Regions from separate parts of the Homo sapiens genome. Here region 2 is linked to region 1. Evidence: read pairs that join two places in POLR2A ChIA-PET (ENCODE). Cell type or tissue: A673. All regions are shown on one strand. Links, peaks and the distances in the headings refer to the core of each region. The heading gives the core; the rest is flanking DNA.

What was found. Peaks named below come from ENCODE experiments on the same cell type or tissue, not always from the same donor. Only the 100,000 strongest peaks of a DNase experiment are listed, where the experiment ranks them.
Region 2: POLR2A ChIA-PET joins it to region 1 with 9 read pairs; 2 of 35 experiments call an interaction of 5 or more read pairs at or near these places.

What each region holds. Positions count from the first base shown.
Region 1 is chr1:26,856,790-26,863,710 of GRCh38, reverse strand. ZDHHC18 (zDHHC palmitoyltransferase 18) reads right to left here. Exons shown (of 8, transcript NM_032283.3): 8 at 6,107-6,921. It overlaps SFN (stratifin), which reads right to left and starts at 562. Exons shown (of 1, transcript NM_006142.5): 1 at 1-562. The coding sequence starts at 498. RefSeq lists an enhancer at 1-877 and a silencer at 747-896. In A673, for the core only: CTCF peaks have their summits at 815 (motif pointing left) and 2,333; a DNase peak (open chromatin) is centred at 2,340.
Region 2 is chr1:26,657,609-26,667,460 of GRCh38, reverse strand. No RefSeq gene overlaps it. Among named protein-coding and RNA genes, the nearest start is that of ARID1A, 33 kb to the left of the region's middle. In A673, for the core only: no CTCF peak of the experiment used is centred there; no DNase peak of the experiment used is centred there.

The sequences.
Region 1 (6,921 bases), core at 793-3,292:
GTTGGTGGGCGGCATCTCCTTCTTGCTGATGTCCATGGCCTCCTGGTAGGCTGACCGGGCTGAGTCAATGATGCGCTTCTTGTCGTCACCGGTGGCCACCTCGGCCAGGTAGCGGTAGTAGTCACCCTTCATCTTCAGGTAGAAGACCCGGCTCTCGGCGTCCCCGGCCTCCTTGATGAGGTGGCTGTCCAGCAGGCCCAGCACGGTGTCGCACACGCCCTGGAGCTCAGTCTCCACCTTCTCCCGGTACTCACGCACCTCGGGCCCCTTCTCCTCCGAGCCCTCCTCGTTGCTTTTCTGCTCAATACTGGACAGCACCCTCCAGGCAGCCCTCTGGCCGCCCACCACGTTCTTATAGGCTACTGAGAGCAGGTTTCGCTCTTCGCAGGAGAGCTCCTCGCCCTTCTCCACGGCGCCTTTCATGAAGGCTGCCATGTCCTCATAGCGTTCGGCCTGCTCTGCCAGCTTGGCCTTCTGGATCAGACTGGCTCTCTCCATGGCTCTGGGGACACACAGGCGGGCGGCGGGCTAACTGCTGCCTGGGACCAATGCCGGACTCTGTGTCTCTCCTGCTCTTGGCCTGCCTTTTGGCTGGGTGGCCAGGCCCAGAGAAGGGTGGGGAGGAGCAGGGGGCGGGACCAGGGCCCAAGACCTGCCTCCCTCTCCTCTCTTCCCCACACCCTTTCCGGCTCTGCAGTAAAGGTAAAAAGGCTGGGATGTGGGGGTGAATCATCAGAACAGTCAGCAGGAGAAATCTGGGCGTGGGCCCCACCTGCACTGGCACCTTTCCAGGCTCCAGGCTGCCCCCTCTTGTTCGGGGCTGGCATCACATGGCTGCCCACATCAGGAAACGGCTTCTCAAATCAGATCCACTTTCACAGTGCCCTTCCAGGGGCTAAGGACGGCTTTAGCCCCTGGCTGCTTCAGCCTCGACAGAGCCCATAAAGGTTCAGGAGGATGGGGTTCCTAATCCTGCCAGGTAACTTCCCCCCTTGGTTCAGGTGAGGATAACTCATGTTTAGGTAGGGCCATGGAGTTTCCCAAGCACTTTCATATTCACGATCGAATTTAATCCCCACCATGTCTCTGTGACACACACAGGACCATAGAGATGGGAACACTAAGTCTCAGAGAGGGGTGAGATTTGCTCAAAGTCACATAGCCACCAATTCCCTGAAACTCCTTTCTGCACCCTCTTCCTTTAGCTTTTCTCCCATTGAGGCCTCTGACCTATGAGCTCCAGACTGTGTTTGGAAGTGAGATCCAGGCTCCTTCTCAGTCTACCTGAAGATGGTTCCATCCTCCAGGCCTCATTCCCCCTCAGGGTCCCCTCTGAGCTCCCAGAATGCGCAGGTGGCAGCTTTCAGAGTGCCGCTTAATGAAGTGTTTAACAAGCAGCCTCTGAAGCTCCAGCCCAGCCTTTGTAATTAGTCACCCAGTAGGTTTGTTGGACACATTTCCCATCACTACACAATTTTCCCTTTCAAGTTGGTGGCCTGTTGCCACTTGTTTGAGGATTTACCCTCTGGCCCTCCACGCCAGGTCACCTGCCCTCTCCAAGCCACATGCCATCAGGTACCAGCGGGGCTCACAGAGGGTGGGGTCCAGCTCCCCGGCTGTCCCACTTTCCTGCCTGACTCAGACTGCTCTCTGTCTGAGGCTGGGAAGCAGTCCAGTTTGATCCCCCAGGGGGGACGCTAGCAACCTGGGGAGAGAGAGGACTGAGAAAGGGAGGTGGCAGTGACACATACCATTCTGTTTTATGGGGCAGCAATTCCAGCTACGTGATGCCTCCCCCAGCCTGTTTCTCAGAAGTTTACTTGTTCTTTCCTTTTTTTTTTTTTTAAATAGAGAGCAGATCTCACTACATTGCCCAGGCAGGTCTCAAACTCCTGGGCTCAAGCGATCCTCCTGCCTCAGCCTCCCAAAGTGCTGGGATTATGGGCATGAGCCACTGTGCCTGGCCTGTTCCTTCCTTTTGACCATTGCCCCATCTCTGACCCCTGGCAGAGTCCTCAGAGATGGAGACCTCTGTTGCCAACGTTCTTTCCCTGCTTGCCGGAGCCCTGGCCTCAAGTTTCATCAAGAGTTTCACCTAAGGGTGTTGGCATTGAGCCTATAGGGATGGATTCCTGCTTATCTGCCCCACCCATAGCCAAAGCTTAGATGGGGCTCAGAGGTAGGGCTCCCTTCACTGGGATTCTGCCGACCTAATAGTTGAGCCAGGATAATTTCACAGGCCTGTGTCTCCCCCAGCTACTCTGAGTGTCTGAACACTCATCTTCCCTCCTGGAGGGAGGCTTAGGCCAGAACTCTGGGGACCAAAGACGAGATCCTTCTCTTTGCCACAAGGAGGAGTAGGGACATGTCTGGGCTAATGCTACAGGGTTTCCAAGGAAGTAAAGGGGATTTTAAGTTTGACGTCCCAAAGATTTTGCTCAAATCAGAGAACTGACACAGAAAACAATAGGAACCACACTAAAATACCAACTTCTAGAGGGTATCTTGAGGTAGTGAGAGTGAGTGATTTTGCTTCCCTTTGATTTTCTTTCTTCTCAATTTCCTTTTTAGAGATAGGGTCTTACTCTGATGTCCAGGCTGAAGTACAGTGGTATGATCACAGCTCACTGCAGTCTCAACCTCCTTGGCCTCAGGTGATCCTCCTGCCTCAGCTTCCTAAGAATAAGGTGCTCACCACAACGCCCAGCTAATTTTTGTATTTTTTTGTAGAGACAGGGTCTCACCATGTTGCCCAGGCTGGTCTCGAACTTCTGGGTTCAAGCAATCCTCCTGCCTTGGCTTCCCAAAGTGCTGGGATTACAGGTGTGAGTCACTACACCTGGCCCTTTTGATTTTCTTATTCTCTCCAATTTATAAATAGTGAATATAGGTCGGACGCGGTGGCTCACGCCTGTCATCTCAGCACTTTGGGAGGCTGAGGTGGGTGGATCACAAGGTCAGGAGATCGAGACCATTCTGGCTAACCCAGGAAAACCCTGTCTCTACTAAAAATACAAAAAATTAGCCGGGCATGGTGGCACATGCCTGTAGTCCCAGCTACTCGGGAGGCTGAGGCAGGAGAATCGCTTGAACCCGGGAGGCGGAGCTTGCAGTGAGCCGAGATGGCGCCACTGCACTCCAGCCTGGGTGACAGAGCAAGACTCCGTCTCAAAACAAAACAACAACAAAAAAGTGAATATGTATTGTTTGTCTATGAGATACAGAATAGACTAGTATCTTTGGAATCAGACTGCCTAAATGTAATTCTTATAGCTGTTTGTGGCCTTGGCCAAGTGATTTAAGCTCTGTGAGCCTCAGTTCCTGTAACTATAAAATGGGACTTGTGAGGATTACACGAGTTAATGGAAAGCACAGTAGAATGGATGGCAACTATTATTATTATTATTTTCTTTTTTTTGAGACGGAGTTTCGCTCTTGTCACCCAGGCTGGAGTGTAGTGGCACAATCTCAGCTCACTGCAACCTCCACCTCCTGGGTTCAAGTGATTCTCCTGCCTCAGCCTCCCGAGTAGCTGGGATTACAAGGGTGCACCACCACACCCAGCTAATTTTTGTATTTTTTTTTTTTTTAAGTAGAGATGTGGTTTCACCATGTTGGCCAGGCTGGTCTCGAACAGCTGACCTCAAGTGATCCACCTGCCTCAGCCTTCCAAAGTGCTGAAATTATAGGCATAAGCCACCATGCCCGGCCAGATGACAACTATTATTATCATGTGAAAAAATCCCGTCAACTTTATTATGATCAACATATACTCACAAAGCACTAACATAGAGTTAGGTTCTGTGAAATGAGGAAGGACCCCAAGCCAGGACTTAGCCAAAGGCCAGACCTTCCCAGCTGGGTGTCTACAGGGGAGAGGAAGCAGTTTGCCCATAGCCTTCTCTCTCCAGATGGATGAATGGCCAGATGTGCTCAGCACTGCCTCCTTCCTCTCCATCTAGGACAGGCGTGTCCAATCTTTTGGCTTCCCTGGGCCACATTGGAAGAATTGTCTTGGGCCACACATAAAATATACCAACACTACCAATAACTGATGAGCTAAAAAAAAAAAAAAATTTGCAAAAAAATCTCATAATGTTTTAAGAAAGTTTACTAATTTGTGTTGGGCTGCATTCAAAGCCATTCTGGGCCACATGCAGCCTGTGGGCCGTGGGTTGGACAAGCTTGATCTAGGATATTCCTGTGACCTCAGCAGGTCCTGGAACCTCAGGGGCCTTCATTTGTACTAGTCATCCAGCCGGGGCTTCCCCAAGTCCTGGGGAAAGCTGGAGATCCCAGGACACTGGGAACCTGGAAGGCAGGCCCAGGAACTTTGGAGCCTGAGTCCAGGGAGGGACCATTTGCTTCCCGCCACTTAAGCCAGAGGACCTGGTGGTGGTTCACGCCCTCCGCATAGCCATGAGCAAGGGCAAGGAAGCCCCTTCATTCCTACTCCTCCCCTGCTGGAGCTCAGGGGTGCATCTGGGAGCCAGGCTGCCTGATACCTCCTGCCCGCTCTGGCCTGTTGATCCTGACTCAGTTCCTGTCTCAGGTACCTCCCTTTGCCTCTGGGCCTCCATTTCCCAAGTTCAGGAGCTCAGACGGGCAGGAGGCAGCAGGCCCTGGCAGGGCATGGAGCTCCACAGTCAGCTGTCTGAGTCAGCAGGACAGGAGCTGGGGTTGCAGCTCAAAGGGGCTTTCCTCATTCTGCCTGCTACCTCCCCACCCTCCTGTACAGCATCCATTCTACCAGCAGGCTCAGGGGCTCTGGCCCCATAGTCAACCAATCCTTCTTAGCTGGTAATAATAGGCTTTGAAGGGTTGTGATGAAGAAAGCAGCAACCATTTGCTCTCTACCTCCACTGAGGACAGAGGACAGGGCTCTGATAGCAGTGGGAGGGACACCAGGTAGATTCTAGAAAGAACTTCCTAAGAAATGTTTCTGTCTTGGAATGATCAAATTAAACAGGTGGCCAGAGGAAGCTCTAGCACCTTTTCCCACTGGCTAGTTGTGAACAAGAGTCCAGTTACCTAGCCAAGAGCTTACTTTACTGGTTACCTTTGGGAAGGGATATTAAATTATTTTAATTATTTTTGTGGCTCCTTGTGGAGCAGGGCGACCCCATAGGCAGTGTGCCCAGAGTAGCTTACATTACTTTTAAGTGATTCGTAGTTCTGATTCTTTTTCTCTTGAAGGCACTGCTGTTTAGAGTATCCCACATCTAAACCAGTCCAGTCTAGAGACAGTGCAGAATTTATGGAGAGAGAATGGAATGAGGTCAGAGTGTGGGACTGCATCCCAGCTCTGTTATAAGGCCTTGGGCAGGTCCCTTCCTGCCTCTGGGCTTCAATTTCTCCATCAGTAAAACAAGGAGGCTGGCCCAGATCAACTCTAAGCCCTCTACTGGCTATGACATTCTCTAATTTTAGGGTTTCTCCAAGATCTCATCCTCCCACCGCTGTATTCATTCCTTGGGTAGTGCAGATGGCTCAGAGCTCGGGGCAGAGATCAGGTTCCGATCTGGGATTTGCTGCTTTGCCAGCTGGGTGACCTTGGGCAGCTCCTGTTTCTTCCTTGAGTCTCAGTTCCCTCATCTGTAAAAAGGCTGACATCATCCTCCTCACAGGTTAAGATGAGAAAATGGGCCCGGGACTCGGCAAGCCCTTGCTGAACGGTAGCGGTAGCTATTTTTTTAGCCCATAGTACAGTGTATGCACATGTGTGTATCTTGATGTAGTGCAGCAACTGGGGAGAGAGAAGTTTCCATGAGATCGTTACCCTGGGCTGGGCTCAGTTCATGGGTATGGCAGTCCCAAACTGGAGTTAAACCCTCTGTCTCAGCCTGCACTGGGACCTATCAGAATCCAGAGGTCAGCTAAGGCTGGGTGGTGTCTGGAATTGAGACCAAGAGTTCTGGAGGGGCAGAGTGAAAAGGATGTCAGCCACTTTTCCTGTGTCCCTCCTGGCTTCGTTGTGCTTGTAAATCTCCAGAGCAGCACTGGCCAGCTGGAAGAAAGCTGGGAGCGAGGGGGAGCCATATGTTCCACACGCCCACTGCAGGTCCCATCCCTGGGCCCCAAAGTAAAGGCGCCACCAGACAGCCAATGGTATGGCAAGAAGAGGGGAATCTTTATTTTGGTTAAAAAAAAAAAAGGTACAGGATAGCAGACAAGCAGCCCCCAGCCCTGGGCTCAGCTGATTTTCCTTGGCTCAGCTCTTTCCTTTAGTCCCCTGAAGTGTATGGGGCTGTGCACGGCTAGCTTGGTCCCTCAGTGCCTAGAGCAAAGGAGGCACGCACCCTCCCTACATCCTACCTACTCTGGTGGAGGGTTGGGGGTGGGAGGTGGACAGGCCGTGGGAACAGTATCAAGCCAGTTGTGCTTAGAACAGTCACCAAACTTGTTCAGCAGCGTCATCCACCATCAACACCCCAGACAGCTCCTGAGGAAACCTGCTGGGCTTGACTATGGCTATGCCTGATCTGAGGGGGTGGAGGGGCAGGCTCTAAGGCCAGATTCCTAGTCTTGACACCTCACAAATCCGGGAAGGGGAAGTCAGTGGAGGAGAGAGGGAGCATATCAGCGTAGAGTCACATTATTGTGCTGATGGCTGCGTTATGGCTTTCTACACTCTGGCCGGCATGGAGCGGGAATGGGGCAAAGAGGCCAGCCCCTGCCCCCTATGGGGGTCCTAGAGAGCACACAGGCCGGGCAGGCTGGGGGGCAGACCCTGTAGGCACAGATGGTGGCAGATGGGCCACAGGTTAGGCAGGTGGAGGTGCCGGGTGCCTGGCTCCCCCCAGGCCATTCCTGGAGAGGCAGAGAGCAGCGGTCCTCAGGAGGTCCTTAAGCCCCCGCACACACTGGAGATCCCCGGCAGGACAGCAAAGAAGGAGAAGAGAGAGGGTTAGCAGGCCTGGG
Region 2 (9,852 bases), core at 3,326-5,825, 200 kb after region 1:
GACAAAGTGAGACTCACTTTGAGTCTCAAAAAAAAAAAAAAAAAATTGCATAGCAATGACTTGAGGAGCAGAGAAATAAAACTCTAGAAGTGACTTATTTTACATTTCCATTTGGGATTCGATTCTAAATACGTCTGACTCCAAAGGATGTATGTTCTTTTTTTCTTTTTTTTTGGGGGGGGGTGGGGACGTACCCAGCCCAAACATGTATGTTCTTAACCACTCTACTATACTGTCTCCTAAAGATTACTTCCTTAGGTTAGATTGCCAGATGTAGAATTACTGAGACAAAGGATATGAACACTTTTCCAGAACAGCTGAATGAAGTCCATGCAGCCAACTGGGCTTGCCATGTACATGGCCCCCTTCTAGGTAAAGTGAGATGCTGTTCTTGCTCAAGTGCGATGACTCATATGACCTGTTTTGAATGAAACAAACCCAGCTATCACAGCTGATTAACCAGTAGCTTAAACATAAGTCAAAGGCCACTATATGCAAGCTACCTACTGCCATTGAGGCAATAGGATATTTTGAACTTCAAAAAATAGCTGTTCAAAAGCAGCACTCAATGTCAAGTAATGGCAAATCAATCCAATCAAATTCTCTCTTTAGGGACATATAATATAAATGCGAAGTGAACAAAGAGAAGGCAAATAACTCAAACTCAAGTTGTTGAGCTTTTAGCATCTGTGTGGTAAGTGTAGAAAATGAATTATTTGGCTGGGCACCGTGGCTCACGACTGTAATCCCAGCACTTTGGGAAGTGGAGGTGGGTGGAACACGAGGTCAAGAGATTGAGACCATCCTGGCCATCATGGCTAAACCCTGTCTCTGTTAAAAATACAAAAATTAGCTGGGCGTGGTGGCACACGCCTGTAATCCCAGCTACTCGGGAGGCTGAGGCAGGAGAATTGCTTGAACCCGGGATGCGGAGGTTGCAGTGAGCTGAGATCGCGCCACTGCACTCCAGCCTGGGTGACAAAGTGAGACTCCATTAAAAAAAAAAAAGGAAAAAAAGAAAATGAATTATTTATGGAGAAGCTTTCAATTGTCATCCAAAGAGTGAACCCAGGCCAGGCGCGGTGGCTCACATCTGTAATCCTAGCACTTTGCGAGGCCAAGGTGGGTGTATCACTTTGGGTCAGGAGTTCGAAACCAGCCTGGCCAACATGGTGAAACCCTGTCTCAACTGAAAATACAAAAAAATTCGCTGGGCATGGTGGTGGGCGCTGTTAATTTCACCTACTTGGGAGGCTGAGGCACAAGAATCACTTGAACCCTGGGGGTCAGAAGTTGCAGTGAGCCGAGATCATGCCATTACACTCCAGCCTGGGCAACAGAGCGAGACTCCATCTCAAAAAAAAAAAAAGAATGAACCCAAACACTTCTTGAAAACAAGCTCACCCTGCTAGGAGCCCAGGTATAGCACATTGAGGCCAAGTCATTTATACTGTCAGAAAAATATAACCATATGATGGTTGGGCACAGTGGCTCACACCTGTAATCCCAGTACTTTGGGAAGCCGAGGCCGGCAGATCACATGAGGCCAGGAGCTCGAGACCAGCCTGGCCAACATGGTGAAACCCTTTCTCTAATAAAATTACAAAAATTAGCCAGGTGTGGGCCGGGTACAGCGGCTCACACCTGTAATCCCAATACTTTGGGAGGCCGAGGCAGGCAGAACACCAGAGATCGGGAGTTTGAGACCAGTCTGACCAACATGGAGAAACCCTGTCTCTACTAAAAATACAAATATTAGCTGGGTGTGGTGGCACGAGCCTGTAATCCCAGCTACTCAGGAGGCTAAGGCAGGACAATCGCTTGAACCCGGGAGGCAGAGGTTTTAGTGAGCCGAAATCGTGCCACTGCACTCTAGCCTGGGAAACAGAATGAGACTGCGTCTCAAAAACAAAACAACAACAACAAAAAATTAGCCAGGTGTGGTGGGGCACACCTGTAATCCCAGCTACTCAGGGGGCTGAGGCACAAGAATCACTTGAACCCGGGAGGCGGAGGTTGCAGTGAGCTGAGATCATGCCATTGCATTCCAATCTGGGCGATAGAGCAAGACTCCATCTCGAAAAAAAAAGAAAAGAAAAATATAACCATATGAACCATTCCTTAAGAAGAAAGAAGTTTTCAAAGGGAAACAGAGTCATTCCATCAGATCAAATCATTATACTGATAAAAACTTTAAATAAATTTTCTTTTGTTTCAAGGGGGGAAAATGAAGTTAGAATTGCTAATCAACCTGGCCTCTAAACCTCTAAACTCCATCTCTCCTCAAACCTTAACAGCTTTTTCCTGCTCTGCTCTCTCAGCTAACGAATTTGCCTTTTACGTCATTGGGAAAACATAGGCAAGCAGATAGGAACTTTGTCATCCTCTCACCACCAAATCCCCCAACCTACCTGCATCAGAACCCATATCCTGTCTTCCCTCCTGTGACAAGGGGAGAAGTGAGGCTGTTCCAAAGCCAATCATTCCATCTGGGCTCTGTTTCCCATCCCCTCTAGCCTAGTCATGGGCTTTGCAGCTGAAAATTTCCCAAATCTCTCCTGATTCATCAATTTCTTCCTTTCTATTGAAAATATACAAGCATGTTCTAGTTTCTCTTTCCCAATACTTAAAAAACTCTTCTGGGAAATTAAGGGAAGAAAAGTAACTTTCGAGTGGAGGTGGTTTTTAAAGTTTGACACAAAACTTGGATAAATTCAACTATACAAGAATAAAAAATTTCTGCAGGAAAAAACAATCACCATTAACAAAATGAAAAGACACTCACAACTCACATGACAGAGGGATAATGTGCCTAATATATTAAGAGCTCCTATAGGCTGGGCTCAGTGGCTCACGCCTGCAATCCCAGCACTTTGAGAGGCCGAGGTGGGCGGATCGCTTGAGCCCAGGAGCTGGAGACCAGCCTGGGCAACATGGTGAAACCCCCCTGTCTCTACAAAACACACACACACACACACACACACACACACACACACACACACACACACACACATTAGCTGGGCACAGTGGCACGCCCTTGTAGTCGCAGCTACTCTGGAAGCTGAGGTGGGAGGATTGCTTGAGCCCAGCAGGCAGAGGTTGCAGTGAGCTGAGATCACACCACTGCACTACAGCCTGGCCAAAGAGCTACAAATCAATAAGAAAAAGACCAACAATTCATTAGAAAAATGAGCAAAGGGGCCAGGCGCGGTGGCTCATGCCTATAATCCTAGCACTTCGGGAGGCTGAGGAGGGCGGATTACTTGAGGCCAGGAGTTCCGAGACCAGCCTGGCCAACGTGGTGAACCCCATCTCTACTAAAAATACAAAAATTAGCCGGGCGTGGTGGCGCACACCTATTAATCCCATCTACTCGAGAGGCTGAGGCAGGACAATTGCTTGAACCCAGGAGGCAGAGGTTGCAGTGAACCGAGATCATGCCACTGTACTCCAGCCTTGGCAACAGAGCGAGACTCTGTCAAAAAAAAAAAAAAAAAAAAGGAAAAAGAAAAAGAAAAGAAAAATTAGCAAAGGGTAGGAAGAGACAATTCAAAGAAAAAGGAATACAAATAGCTTTTAAAGTTTTGGAAATATGTTCAACTTCACTCAAAAGAAATTAAAATTAAATAAGTACACCAAAAGACCATTTTTCACTTATCAGATTGGCAAAGATAAAAAACTGAGGCCTGAGAATCGCTTGAACCTAGGAGGGGGAGGTTGCAGTGAGCCAAGATTGCACCACTGCACTCCAGCCTGGGCGACAGAGTGAGACTCCATCTTAAAAATAAATAAATACGCAGTGGATCATGCCTGTAACCCCAGCACTTTGGGAGGCTGAGATGGGCGGATCACTAGGTCAGGAGATTGAGACCATCCTGTCTAACACGGTGAAACCCCATCTCTACTAAAAATACAAAAAAATAGCCGGGCGTGGTGGCGGGTGCCTGCAGTCCCAGCTACTCAGGAGGCTGAGGGCAGGAGAATGGTGTGAACCCTGGTGGCAGAGCTTGCAGTGAGCAGAGATGGCGCCACTGCACTCCAGCCTGGGCGAGAGTGCGAGACTCATCTCAAAAAAAAGATAAAAAATTGATAACACACTATATAGGGAAGCAGGCCTTCTCATCATTGCTGGTGGGAGAGACATTGGTACAAATTCCACAGAAGCTTTTTTTTTTTTTTTGAGATGGAATCTTGCTCTGTCACCCAGGCTGAAGTGCAGTGACACAATCTTGGCTCACTGCAACCTCCATCTCTCAGGTTTAAGAGATTCTGCCCACCTCAGCCCCCCTAGTAGCTGGCACTACAGGTGCATGCCACCATGCCCAACTAATTTTTGTATTTTTTGGTGCAGACAGGGTTTCACCATTTTGGCCAGGCTGTTCTCAAACTCCCGAACCCAGGTGACTCACCCGCTTTGGCCTCCCAAAATGCTGGGATTACAGGCATGAGCCACCGCACCCGGCCCCATAGAAGCATTTTGGCACCTTATCTATCAAAGTCGCAAATGTACTTACCCTTTGACTCAGCAGTTCTTCTAAGTAATTTTATCCTACAAATACATTGCCACACATATGAAATACTCTATGTAAAAAATTATTCATTGCACCTTTACTTGTAATAGCAAAAGATTGGAAACAACCTAAATATTCATCAATAGGAGTCACTAAGGGATTGAATAAATAAATTAAGGTGTAACAATACAATGGAGCCATAAATAAAGCAATTCAGAGAATCAGCGAAGCAGAAAAAAAAAAAGAAAAAAACTTCAAAAAAAAAAAAAAGAAAGTGAAAGACCTTTCTATATAAATATATGGAACAATCTCCAAGATAGATAGATAAGTAGAAAAGCAAGGGACAGAAACAGTGTGTACAATGAGTTGCCATTTGTGTATTTGTTTAGAAAGAAGGAAGGTAGAAGAACACACACACAATTGCTTGTATATACAGAGAATATTTCCAGAAGGATTCATAAGAGCCTAGAAATATTGAATTCAGGGAGAAAAACACTGTGGCTGAAGGAAAGGTGTGTCAGTGAGACTTTTCACTGTATATCCTTTGGTATCTTTAAAATTTTGTACCATGTGATATAATCTATTCAAAAACTTGTTTTTGGCTGGGCATGGTGGCTTACGCCTATAATCCCAACACTTTGGGAGGCCAAGGCAGGCAGATCATTTGAGCCCAGGAGCTGGAGACCAGCATGGGCAACATGGCGAAACCCCCCGGTCTCTACAAAAAATTTAACAATTAGCCGGTCATAGTGGTGTGCACCTATAGTCCCAGCTACTTGGGAGGCTGAGGTGGGAGGATTGCTTGAGCTTCAGAAGTCGAGGTTCCAGTGAACTGTGATAGTGCCACTGCACTCCAACCTGGGCAACAGAGTGAGGCCCTGTGTCTAAATAAATAAATAACAAAACAAAAACAGTATTCAACCCTGTTGACTACTCTCCCCTTGAAATAACTTCTTTCTTTCTGGTATTTTTTAGATACAATGTCTCACTCTGTCACCCAGGCTGGAGGGCAGTGGTGCAATTCACTGCAACGTCAGGCTCTGGGCTCAACCGATCCTCCCACCTCAGCCTCCCGAGTAGCTGGGACTACAGGTGCAGGCCATCATCCCCGGCTATTTTTTATTATTAATTTTTGGAGAGATGGAGTTTTGCCATGTTGCCTAGGCTGGTCTCTAACTCCTGAACTCAAGCAATCCTCCCTCCTCAGCCTCCCAAAGTGCTGGGATTACAGGCATGAGCCACTGCGCCCAGCCAAAATAATTTCGTTCTCACCTTCTAGGGCACCATTCTTCTGGTGTTCTTCTTGCCTCCTTGGCCACCCTCAGTCATCTTGGTTGGATCCTCTTCTTCCTTGACCTAACTTCTAAACATTCACTCTACCTTTTGCTCTTTTCTACTCTATCCATAGTTTGCCCTAGGTGATTCCATCCAGCCCCATACTTTAAATACCATCTATCTTCCATTGACTACCTAATTTATAATCCAGCCTTACCTCTTTTCCTTGAGCTCCTAGTCTCATATATTAAATACACATGACGAATCACTGACATATCTAGTAGGCATCTCAAACTACTTAATATATCTAAAACAGAACTTTTGATTTTTCTTCCTGGAACCTCTATCTTAATCTCAGTCTTCTCTAGCTCAGTAAAAGGCTCTTCTGAATATTCAAAGTTGCTTGAGTCAAGATCCTAGGAATCACCTTCAATGCTTCTTTGATACCTATATCAAATCATCAGCAAGTTCGTTCAGTTTTGCTTTAAAAATATAGCTTAAATCCATTCACTTTTTTTTTGGTGGGGGGGGATGGGAGTCTCGCTCTGTCGGCTAGGCTAGAGTGCAGTGGTGTGATCTCAGCTCACTGCAACCCGCCTCCTGGGTTCAAGTGATTCTCCTGCCTCAGCCTCCCAAGTAGCTGGGATTACAGGCATGCGCCACCATGCCCAGCTAATTTTTGCATTTTTGGTAGAGATGGGGTTTCACCATGTTGGCCAGGCTGGTCTCGAACTTCTGGCCTCAAGTGATCTGCCCTCCTCGGCCTCCCAAAATGTTGGGATTACAGGCGTGAGGCACTGCACCTGGTGATTCACTTGTTATGTCTACAGCTTTCTAGCCTGAAGCACCATTATCTTTCTAGTGTGGTACTCATCTTTTTGCTATTATTGATAATTTAGTATTTCTACCTCCCTAAATAGACACTGAACCTGTCAAAAGGAGAGCCCATGTCTCAGTTGTCTAGTTACAATACAGTGCTTAGTATGTTATGCCCTACATAATAATAAATATTTAATAAATATTTGCTGAATAAATAAATAAATACATGATTGGAGGAATAAATGAGTGAATGGTGACAAGAACACCATGACTCAGATAGCTAACAGCACCCATAACTGGTGTCTCTGACATTTCCTTGCAGTTCATTGCTAGAAAGGTAACATCTTTACTAAAGTTTATATAGTAGGCACCCATTAGGTTTTCTGTCCAGCATCCTGTTTTCTGGAAACTCCTTCTACCTACCACCATACTAAATTCACCTGGTAGCAGCAGTAGGACTCTGGCAGCCATTCTGTGAAATTTGTGCGTATCAAAAGACAACGTAAACTAAATCAAATGAAAGGCAATATTTGTAGACAAAAGACAAATACTATGAATGTAAAAGGAACTCCTATAAATTAATAACAAAAAGATAAACAATCCAGCAGAGAAAAATGGACAATGAATAACAGCAGGCAATTTATAAAAGATGAAATAGAAAATGTCAAAAATCAGATGCGCAACTTCACTAGTAATCATGAAAATACAAAATACTTTTGGCTAGGCATGGTAGTTCACACCTGTAATCTCAGCACTTTGGGAGGCCAAGGTGGGCAAATCGCTTCAGCGCAGGAGTTCGAAACCAGCCTGGGCAACATGGTGGAAAGCCTGTCTCTACAAAAAACTTAAAAATTAGCTGGATATGATGGTGTACCCCTGTAGTCCCAGCTACTTGGGAGGCTGAGGTGGGAGGATGGCCTGAGTCCAGGAGGCAGAGGTTGCAGGGAGCTGAGATCATGCCACTGCACTCCAGCCTGAAAGACAGAGGAAGACCCTATCTCAAAAATAAAATAAAAGTCGGATGTGGTGGCTCACGCCTGTAATCCCAGCACTTTGGGAGGCTGAGGCAGGCAGATCACTTGAGATCAGGAGTTCAAAACCAGCCAGGCCAACATGGTGAAACCCCGTCCGTACTGCAAATACAAAAATTAGCTGGGTGTGGTGGCGCATGCCTGTAGTCCCAGCTACTGGGGAGGCTGAGGCAGGAGAATCACTTGAACCCAGGAGGCAGAGGTGGAAGTGACCTGAGATCGTGCCACTGCACTCCAGCCTGGGTGACAGAGCGAGACTCCATCTCAAAAATAAAATAAAGGGCTGGCCACGGTGGCTCACGCCTGCATTCCCAACACTTTGGGAGGCCGAGGTAGGTGCATCACCTGAGATCAGGAGTTTGAGACCAGCCTGACCAACATGGCAAAACCCCATCTCTACTAAAAATACAAAAATTAGCCGGGTGTAGTGACAGGCGCCTGTAATCCCAGCTACTTGGGAGGCTGAGGCAGGGAGAATCGCTTGAACCCCGGGAGGCAGAGGTTGCAGTGAGCTGAGATCATGCCGTTCCACTGCCCCCTGGGCAACAGAGCGAGACTGTCTCAAAAACAAAAATCAAAAACGTTTATAACATTTTAAATTTATCATTTTAACCTCCCCCCTTTTTTTTTGAGATGCAGTCTCGCTCTGTCGCCAGGCTGGAGTGCAGTGGCGCCATCTCGGCTCACCGCAACCTCCGCCTCCCAGGTTAATGTGATTCCCCTGCCTCAGCCTCCCCCTGCCCCCATTTTTTTTTTTTTTTGAAACGGAGTTTCACTCTTGTTGCCCAGGCTGGAATGCAATGGCTCGATCTTGGCTCACTGCAACCTCTGCCTCCTGGGTTCAAGAGATTCTCCTGCCTCAGCCTCCCAAATAGCTGGGATTACAGGCATGCGCCACCATGCCTGGCTAATTTTTTGTATTTTTAGTAGAGATGGGGTTTCACCACACTGGTCAGGCTGGTCTCGAACTCCTGACCTCAAGTGATCCACCCCCCCCCGGCCTCCCAAAGTGCTGGGATTACAGGCGTGAGCCATCACGCCCGGCCAGTTTTAACCCTTTTTGATTGTACAATTCAGTGGCAACCATCACCATTACCCATCTCCAGAACATTTTTGTCACCAAAACTTAAACTCTATACCCATTAAACAATAATTCTTCTGGCCGGGTGTGGTGGCTCATGATTGTATTCCCAGCACTTCGAGAGGTTGAGGCAGAAGGATTGTTTGAAACCAGGAGTTTGAGATCAGCCTGGGAAACTTGGCAAAATCTCATCTCTACTAAAAACACACACACACACACAAAATTAATTGGGCATCGTAGTGCATGCTTATAGTCCCAGCTACCTGGGAGGCTGAGGTGGGAGGATCACCTGAACCTAGGAGGTCGAGGCTGCAGTGAGCTGTGATCACGTCACTGCAGTCCAGCCTGGGCAACAGAGTGAGACCTTGTCTCAGAAAAAAATAAAAAATAAAACTACTAATTCCCTTACCCCCAGCCCCTGGTAACTAGTATTCTGTCTTTTGTCTCTGTGAATCTGACAATTCTAGGTACCTCACATAAGTGGAATCATGTGTTTTTCCTTTTGCATCTGGCTTATTTCACTTAGTATAATGTTTTCAAGGTTCATCATATTGTAACATGTATCAAATTTTCATTCCTTTTTTATTTTTATTTATTTATATTTTAATTTTTATTTTTGAGATAGAGTCTTGCTCTGTCACGAAGCTGGAGTGCAATGGTGTGATCTTGGCTCACCACAACTGCTGTCTCTCAGGTTCAAGTAATTCTTCTGCCTCAGCCTCCCAAGTAGCTGGGACTACGGGTGCACATGCGCGTGTGCCACCACGCCTGGCTAATTTTTGTATTTTTAGTAGAGACGGGGTTTCACCATGTTGGCCAGGCTAGTCTCAAATTCCTGACCTCAGGTGATCCACCCACCTCAGCCTCCCAAAGTGCTAGGATTACAGGCATGATCCACCTCATATTTATTTATTTTTAAGATTGAGTCTCACTCTGTTGCCCAGGCTGGAGTGCAGTGGTGCAATCTTGGCTCACTGCAGCCTCCCCCTCCTAGGTTCAAGCGATTCGCAGGCCTCAGCCTCCAGAGTAGCTGGGATTACAGGCATGCGCCACCACACCAGGCTAATTTTTTTTTTTTTTTTTTTCTGAGAGGGAGTCTTTCTCTGTTGTCCAGGCTGGAGTACAATGGCACAAT